Regions from separate parts of the Homo sapiens genome. Here region 1 is linked to region 2. Evidence: chromatin contacts called from ENCODE Hi-C or POLR2A ChIA-PET data. All regions are on one chromosome and are shown on one strand. Each heading gives the region's core, a stretch centred on a gene start or an enhancer-like site at or near the end of the contact. The rest is flanking DNA. Distances are from core to core; before and after follow the strand shown.

Region 1 (4,741 bases), core at 1,167-3,666, 820 kb after region 2:
TGGGGAAAAGCCCCTTATAAAACCGTCGGATCTCGTGAGAACGCACTCACTATCACGAGGACAGCTTGAGGGTAATGGCTCCCATGATTCCATTACCTCCCACCAGGTTCTACCCACAACACATGGGGATTATGGGAACTGCAATTCAAGATACGATTTGGGTGGGGGGCACAGCCAAACCATATCAGTCAGTGTTTTTAAGATTTATTCATATTGTAGCATATTTGTATTTCACTCCTTTTCATGGAGAAAAAAAATCCCATTGTATGGATATACCACATTTTGTTTATCCATTCCTCAGCTGATGGACTTTTGGGTAGTTTCTGCTATTTGACTTCTATGAATAGTGCTGCTGTGAACATTCGTGTAGACATTTTTGAGTAGACATATATTTTATTTCTTTTGGGTACATACTGAAGAGTGGAGAGACATATTTTGCAGTACTTTTTTTCCTTTCTATCTGGAAGATTGAAGGGGAGTATTCCTTGGTGAGGTGGGCTCTGTCTGTGATAGAGAGGGCATTAAGTCAGAGGTAGGAATTGCTGATTAGAGTTCCAGGTCAGCGCCTGACTGGCCATGTGTTTGGAAGTTCACTCTGTTTCCTCAGCTGTAGAATGAAGTAGTTTTATCGGACAATCTTTAAGGTCGCTTCCAAGTTCAAATGTTCCAAGTTCAAACGTTTTCCTGAGTGAGATTGAAAGGCTTTCAAGATATGAAGGGAAATATTTCAAACAACTTGGACTTTAATATTTATTTATTTAATTAAGTTTTGTGTTTTTAATAAAAATAAATCTTTAAAAATTGTATGGCTATAGAACCAACCTTACTCAAATTTGTATTACCCAAGGACATCTACTTTAATATTTCGGTGTATTTCCTGTCGAATTTGCCCCTTTAGGTTGTTTAGTTGTTTATTGGGCTGTAGTCATGCTCAATGCACAGTTTTCTATGGGGATCCTGTTTTGATTGCCCTTCAGACTGGTCTTGATTTCACTTAATATGCTTCTAACTTTGGTTGAAGGACCTTTGAAAGTGAAAAGTCTTTTGAGTTAAGTGGTTTTGGTAAAGCCATGATAGTTTTGAAAGTGCAAAGGTGTTTCTGAAAGTATGTTACCTTCTAGAATAGTCAGTAGAAAGCTTCATATGTAGTAGGCAGAGATAAGGCTGTAAGTGTGTCAGAATCTAATAGTTCCATACCCCAGAGCAGCTAACCCACTTCTTCCTCCTGTGTTTTGGTGATTTAGAAGCCATCAAAATGCTTATTCCCTTTGCTGGGGTTCAGAAGCTGATGCCCCGAACTATGGTGCTTTGACATGCTGAACCGAGGAAGGAGCCTTGAGACCTCTCGGATCCCCCTTTCCCCACTTCTCCGTCTGCCCCAAAGCACAGGATAAAATTGTTCTCTGAAGTTCCCTTATCTGCCTAAAGTCCAGACCTGCTGAAGAAGAAAACAATTACTTCTGGTCACTTTCCTGAGTTTTCATTAACTGAACACATGTCTCAGAAAGAAAGATTCCAAGTCCATCAACACACTTTTATAGACTTGTCACAAACCATTGTCTGTTCTGCGGGCCCACGAGACATTGTCCCAGGCCATTGTATGTTCCTCGAGTCCATGGCATTCTCCTAAAAATGGTTTACTAACCCCCTAAAATAAGCCTCACTTCCCCATCTCCCTTTCTCCTCAGAAGGGTATATAACCATTAACCATCTGTACCTCATTGCGTGGTGGAGTAATCACTGTGTGATCCGCCTGCCTCCGTACACATTTATAAATGTGTATATGCCTCTTCTCCTGTTAACCTTCCTTTTGTTAGATGTGGCTTCTCATTCGGGAGGGGGTGTAGCTTTCAGGAAACCTGCAGAAGGTGAAGGGGAGGAGTTTTCCCTTGGCCTCTACACTTTCATAATGCTCAAAAAGTTTCTGATTGTGGTTTCAAATTATTTCCTGTGTTGGAGGAAGGTTGAACTTGTTTTTCTTTTTGCCTACTTTCTGGTTTTCAAGCTCAGCAACTTCATTAACTTTTCTAGCTCCTGAGAGACCACTCTGTGCAGTGAAGCAGGCTCTTCTGCCCTGAGGAAGGGGTTCATTCTTTCCCAGGGACCCTCTCCCTGGAGCTGCCTTGAGGCCAGAACACCTCCACACTGGCACCAAGTGTTTAGAGAGCCCTATTGTCAGCTGCCCCGGGATGTCATTTTTTCCTTCATGGTGAGGGTTAGTTGGCCATATACTCCCTCGCTTTCTTTTTTCCATTAAGAAAAATTCACGCCAACAAACTCAACTTTCTCAGGGTGGTCCTTGCATTTATGGTAAATATTGAAGGCTGATTTAGGACGAGGAAAGTGAACTATTCAGATCAGCTGCCCCTCCACGATAACTGCTTGACTTGCTCACCTAATCGCAGGTGCAACTGAGACAGAAGGATAACCATGTATTGTTCTTCAAAGGAGTGACCTCATCCATGGAGGAGTCACCTAGTAAATGCAAAATGCTGAGCAAGCAGATCCGATGCAGCTTCTCATTTGGGAGGGGGTGAACTGAAGAGAGAGACGTGAACAGGAAAAGCAATGGAAGCATCCTCATCCCTTGGCCATGGCAGTTATGGAAGGGTTCCAATACCCTCAGCTTCCCAGGACCATCCAGCAATAGTATTTATTGTCTTCATCTATGGTAAACACTTTCTGATAGGCCAAAATTGCACTGTCTCGTCTGATTTACAGAACCAGCTATCTCAAATGTGTAGTAATTGGAAAAAGTGGATGATGATGGTTTCAGTTTTCTTTTTCTTTCTTTCTTTCCTTTTTTTTTTTTTTTTTTTTTTTTTTTTTGAGACAGAGTCTCGCTTCTTCGCCCAGGCTGGAGTGCAGTGGCACAATCTCGGCTCACTGCAACCTCCTCCTCCCGGGTTCAAGCAATTCTCCTGCCTCAGCCTCCCCAGTAGCTGGGATTACAGGCATGTGTCACCACGCCCGGCTAATTTTTGTATTTTTAATAGAGACGAGGTTTCACCCTGTTGGTCAGGCTGGTCTCAAACTCGTGACCTCCAGTGATCCACCTGCTTCAGCCTCCCAAAGTGCTGGGATTACAGGCATGAGCCACCGTGCCTGGCTGGTTTCAGTTTTCATACAGCTTATTTTAGCACTTTGACACATCTTGCACTGTTACTTAATCTTATAATGTTATTTAATTGCTTTATGAGTGCCTAATTTAGCTTTTCAGCTAAACTGTAATCTTCTTAAGATCAGTATATGTGTGTCTATAAAATACATACCAGCATGACACTTTCAAAAATAAGATGGTTGATAAAATAATGGATAAAATGGATTCCTCCCCTCTTCCTTCTCTTCTTCCCTCCCTCCTTCCTCTCCCTTTTGTAGCACCTCCTGTCTCTTAGGCTGCTGATTTAATATTAGAAATGAGAACAGAAATGGCTAGGGTGGCATCTAGAACCATTATAAAATTCAAGGGCAGAATAGAATTTTGTAGACTTGATGATTTTTTGGAAATTTATTTTCTGGACATACTTCTTATCTATACAGGCTCCAGCCCATCTATTTCTTCCTTTCCGTGTGATCCATCCTTTTGTGGTTGATTGTCTCAGCAAGTAGAACTTCAAGTCAGAGTCCTGGGTTTTGGACTCATGATCTGGTTGGCTTTGCCACATAGATAGCTTTCACAACAGAGACTCACAACAGAGTGTGGCAGACCAGTGGGAGTCCACTACTACCCCTGGGCCTGCAGCTGAGAGCACATGCCCTGATGGGTTGTGGGTGATTGTCCTGCCTCTTTCAGCCTGTTTCCTCATCTGTAAAAGGGGAATAAATTATGGGCTCATGACGAGAACTCGATGAGAAAATGCAGGATGGATCTCAGAACAATGCCTGCCATATATTAAGCACTGAGTGGATATGTAACCATTTTCATGCCTAGATAGGCAGTTAATGAATATCATCATATACTGCCCAGGTTAGTGAACTTCCCTTATACCCTGAGAGCAGATGTAAGCTTCTAGAGGGTAGGAGCCATCAACTGCCTAGAATGTCCAGATATAGCATCACATATGGGGCCACTCAGTCGCTAAAATTGTGATGTGAGTGTTGTTCAGTAGCTTATTATCATGTCTGTCAGATGGAGCATCACATCAGACTTGGCAAACATGAGGAGCAAATATCCCTAAAGCAAGTCTAAAAACAAACTTCCATAAACCAAGTTATTCATGTCTTTCATCTGTTCTTGAGAATCTCCACCAATGGAGTAACCCAAAAGTCAAATAAAAAATTGTATATACCAAGATTTATAAGGAATAATTAAAAACCTTCCAAATGTTAAAATAGGCAAATGTAATTTAAGTAAATATTTAAGTAGTATATCATTTCTGTGTAACATTATGTACACTTTATAAACGTTTACTACAGTTTTAAGTAATATGGAAAAATTCTTAAGTTATCATGTGACCTGAAAACTATGCTGGAATAGCATTGCATATGCAGCATGAGCATGACTGTATTAAAATGGTTTTAGAAAATAGATTGGAGAGGCCGGGTGCGGTGGCTCACACCTGTAATCCCAGCACTTTGGGAGGCAGAGGCGGGCGGATCACAAGGTCAGGAGTTCGAGAGCAGCCTGGCCAATATGGTGAAACCTCGTTTCTATGAAAATGCAAAAATTAGCCGGGCATGGGGTTGGGTGCCTGTAGTTCCAGCTACTCGGGAAGCTGAGGCAGGAGAATTGCTTGAATCC
Region 2 (4,386 bases), core at 1,514-4,013:
GCCATCCTCCCACTTCAGCCTTCCCAGAAGCTGGGACTAGAGGTGCATGCCAACACATCCGCTACTTTTTTACTTTTTGTAGAGACAGGGTTTTAACTATGTTGCACAGGCTGGTCTCAAATTCCTGGCCTCACAAGATCCTCCCACTGCAGCATCCCCACACTGCTGGGATTATAGGTGGGAGCCACCTCACTCAGCCAAAATTAGCTTGCTTTCTTCTTAAATGTGTGGACCTGAACGCAGTGGTAATACATTATTTGCAAGTTCAACTATTTACATAACTGTCTCCCGTACTTTTTTTTTTTTTTTTTTTTTTTGAGACAGGGTCTCACTCAGTCACCCAGGCTAGAGTGCAATGGCACAATCTCGGCTCACTGCAACCTCCACCTCCCTGGCTCAAGCAATCCTCCCATCTCAGCCTCCTGGAGCAGCTAGGACTACAGGTGCACACCATGACACCTGACTAATTTTTGTATTTTTTGTAGAGACGGGGTTTCGTCATGTTGCCCAGGCTGGTCTCGAACTCTTGGCTCAAGTGATCCTCCCATCTTGGTCTGCCAAAGTGCTGGGATTACAGACATGAGCATATAATTTGTAAAAATCCAGTGAATTTAGAGTTTGCATGTATAATCTTCATTCCGTACTATATGTTACATGACATACACATGTATTACAGCCTAGAGTTTGAGCATCCACGCACTCATTCCCAACTACTATGTGCAGGTATTGCTCTAAACTAGGGGGATACGAGCTGTGAATAAAACAGTTTAAAAGTTCATGCTAAAAAGAGCTAACGTTCTACTAGTGAAATGCTGTATGCACAAAACTATGCTCTACTTGATGGATATTTGAAGTATTTTCATGGTTAATTCGGACTAGTCATGATGTTTGCCTTAGGCAGGACATTAGGACCTAATGTTCCCCAAAAGATAGGACTCTACACCAAACCTATAACCTCAAGATTTGAGAGCCCCATTACCTGTTCCCCAGTTCTAGTGATGGGAACCAGTACATGGCAGACATTTAAGTTTCCGGCCCCAGCATCTTTCTTATATCAGACCTGGAATTGAATGATGGTGCCCAGCAGCTGGGGAACTAGGGTGCCCAGACCCTCATTTTCTCCAACCCCACTTCTTCCTGGATCACCAAATGCTTGGTTTGGATTGTTAAAGTTTAGGAGAGGCCATTGTTTTTGACTCCTGCACTAGGCCCCAGCAGACCAGACCGAACCAAAATGAAGCCACTTGTACTAAGTGCCACTGAATTTGGGGGCCAGTTTTCTTTAAAAACAAAAACCAAAAAAAAAAACCACTGAAAGATTCTAGTCAATGTGAGTCTGCCTAATAAGGAAATCCTCTGTTTTAACCTTTTGTTCTGTTTCTGCTTTTTTTCAAGCCTTTTCTGCCTATAAAGACACCCTCCTCTGCTCAGCTAACTGGAACAGTCGTTCTACTTCACATTCTAGAATCACAAATAAAATCCAATTCAACTTTCCAACTAAATTTGTAATTTCGTCCTTTGACAGAATATATAAAAAGATGACTGGCTGGGCACAGTGGCTTACACCTATAATCCCAGCACTTTGGAAGGCTGAGGCAGGAGGATCGTTGCTTTGAGCCTAGGAGTTTGAGACCAGCCTGGGCAACATAGGGAGACTCCATCTCTACAAAAAAAAAAAAAAAAGAAAAAAAAAAAAGAAAAATTAGCCAGGCATCGTGGTGCACATCTATGGTCCCGGTTACTCAGCAGGCTGAAGCAGGGAATCACTTGAGCCCCAGAGGTTAAGCCTGCAGTGAGCCATGATCGTGCCACCACATTCCAGCCTGGGCAACAGGGCAAGGCCCTGTCTCTAAAAAAAAAAAAAGAAAGAAAAAAAAAAAGACTTTTTTTTTTTTAACTTGTAAACAATTTGCCATTTATTCCAAAATGCCATATAGACATAATTACTATTAAACATGTCATACTAATTTATTGCCACATTATTCTTACCTAGTCTACCCACTATGTGGTTCATACAGCCTAGTCAGTTACCTGCAACTTAAGCAAGAACTCTGGTACTCTGAGCACAATGTTCAGGTCACTGACGTTTCCCTTTTGAGAGAGATGGGAGAATAACTGCACATAACGCATATAAGACCATGGAGGGTCTAACACAGGAGTCAGCCAACGACAGCCAGTGGGTCAAATCCAGCTAGCCTCCTAGTTTTATTGGAACATAGCCACACTGGTTGGCTGGCCATGCCATTGGCTGGCATATTGTTTTGGCTGCTTTTGCACTACAAAGGCGAGAGCTGCTACAGAGACCACAGGGCCTCCAGTGTGTACTAGCTGGCTCTTTGTAAGAAAAGTCTGCCCCACCCCTGCGCTACTAGGAAGAATAGATGAGGAGTTGTGGCTAACTGTTAACTGCCTAAGTACAAATGCACATTTCAAAAGCAAGTGACAACTGGTGATAACTTACTCTACAAATCAAGAGCCAAAAGAGCAGCTCCTTTGGGCTGCGGTCCAGCTGTCCCAACCCTCCGCTCCTGCCTTCTCCCATGAGACTCTTCCCTTCCTCAGGGCTGTCCTCAAATGGAACTTGGGCCTTAAGTGAATCAAACTGTGTATCTCCCATATGTCATTTTTTTTTTTTTAGCAGAAAATAAAGTACCTTAATTTATCCACCCACAGAAAGTTTTTCAGATGGGGTGGGAAGGAATGGAGAGAGAATGTGTCTATGAGCTTCCAGCGCTCATCTCTGCGGCTCAGAAGCCATCAATAGCTCGAACAGAAAACGTCCTCACATCTGTCACACAAACACACCCCATGGAACCAAAAATAAACCCCACACTGATGAAAGCCAGCATGTCGAAAGATAATTTTAGATCTATTTGAAGACTGCAGAGACTGTCTCGCTGAAATTTTAAAACCACACCACCAGAATACCCAACCCCTTATGATTATGCTCAGCCCTGATGAGGAGGCAAAAACACTTCATTCCATTTTATAAACCTCCCAGGCACCTCAGCTCTGTCTCTAGAATGGGGAGAGAGCATTCCTGAGTTACCACGTGACTCCGAAGGTCAGCCGAGTCACATCTGAGCCAACACCACTGTCCAATATTCACTAATGGAGTTCACATATTTTTAGCTTTCAGACATACACAGTCTAGCATCACAGGCTCCTTCCAGACACACTTGCCAAACTGCTCTCTTTTCCCCTACCTGAGGGCCAGCTCTATGGGGACAATAACTGTGTGTTACTCAGTGTCTCTGAAATCCCCAGCACCTTTCAGAGTGCTCGCCACTTGCATCTGAAAGAATGACAGCTAGGCAATTTTTTAAACTTTTGAAGAATGAGCTCGGATTACAGTTTAATCAAGTCACAGAATCATCCTATTAAATTTCTATGCAGAGTAAGTATCAAGATTCAGCCATTCACAATATCTATGCATTGTTTCCTGTTCCCATCGCTCTGAGGCTACTTTTTCTTCCATTCTTCGTTGTGCCATTTCTCTGTTCTCTCCAGCCCCATGTTTATGATGGCTGACAATGCTCATTTCCAAAGCTTTTGTCTGTTCTATTTATCTGCAGGCTACTCCGAGGCCCTGTCTGTGGACAGTTGCTTAACAGACGCTTTAGATGACTACAGAAAAAAACGTGTTAGGAAAACTTTCATTCTCACATCTTATCATTCTCTCTCGTCCATAGCCAGACCAATCCTAAAAGAGATCCAGCTGACACCTGGTGCTCCCGCAAACGTGCAGGTAATGGATCCTCACAGACCAAGGACAGTATGTATTGTTTCCAATTTCCTGCCTCCTGGCAAGCTCATTATTACTGGACCAGGATCAAACCTCTTTGTCCTTGGTTCAGGCTCAAAAAAAGACTCTCAGCAGAATATCCATTAGTTCAAATTGCTGCCTCCAGTACAAAACGATTTCCCACCACTACTTCCCGACATCCACTTGTATGGGGAAGGATAAGGCCCAGCAATGACAGCTGAGGCATAGGAGGGTACAGGGACTCCTTGCTTTCTCTCACATGTTATCTCCGGATGAAATTTAGACCAAAAGATAAAACCGTTTGGAAACATATGTCTCCAGAGTCATCCTAACTTGGAGGGGAGGGAACTCAGAGGATTTAAGAGGCAAAACCTCAAAGCCAGCTCCCCAGAGGAAAATTCTAAAAGGTCATGGTGAGAATTTTCCCTCAGTTCTACAATGGGCTTGAGGTTCGATGGTCCCAACCCACTTTTAATCTCAAAAACTTCCTCCTTGATAACTTGACACATAAGGTACAACAGTACCATGAACTCAGTTGCTACGCAGAAAGAGAACTTTTGAAAAGCACTCCATCTCAGCTGGATTTTAAAAAAGCATTCCAGAATCAAAGAACTGGGTCA

What was found. A loop is a pair of places that touch in the nucleus more often than their neighbours do. ChIA-PET counts read pairs that join two places held with the same protein, here RNA polymerase II (POLR2A). Pooled maps may share reads with other maps.
Region 1: a loop to region 2 is called in a pooled map, with 2.4 times the contacts of the local background. The contact joins two enhancer-like sites. A Hi-C loop is called at or near these places in 4 of 50 pooled maps. POLR2A ChIA-PET finds 5 or more read pairs at or near these places in 2 of 52 experiments (CD4-positive, alpha-beta T cell and naive thymus-derived CD4-positive, alpha-beta T cell).

The regions. Positions count from the first base shown.
Region 1 is chr5:81,005,340-81,010,080 of GRCh38, forward strand. All of the region lies in intron 1 of RASGRF2 (Ras protein specific guanine nucleotide releasing factor 2), which reads left to right. Among named protein-coding and RNA genes, the nearest start is that of RASGRF2-AS1, 47 kb to the left of the region's middle. Within about 2 kb of position 2,417, at least 3 of the 41 ENCODE cell types and tissues checked have a DNase peak (open chromatin) inside an H3K27ac peak, as active enhancers do; they include CD4-positive, alpha-beta T cell, where a contact is called at or near this core.
Region 2 is chr5:80,189,813-80,194,198 of GRCh38, forward strand. All of the region lies in intron 2 of SERINC5 (serine incorporator 5), which reads right to left. Among named protein-coding and RNA genes, the nearest start is that of SERINC5, 64 kb to the right of the region's middle. RefSeq lists enhancers at 1,953-2,524, 2,525-3,095, 3,668-4,238. Within about 2 kb of position 2,764, at least 19 of the 41 ENCODE cell types and tissues checked have a DNase peak (open chromatin) inside an H3K27ac peak, as active enhancers do; they include CD4-positive, alpha-beta T cell, where a contact is called at or near this core.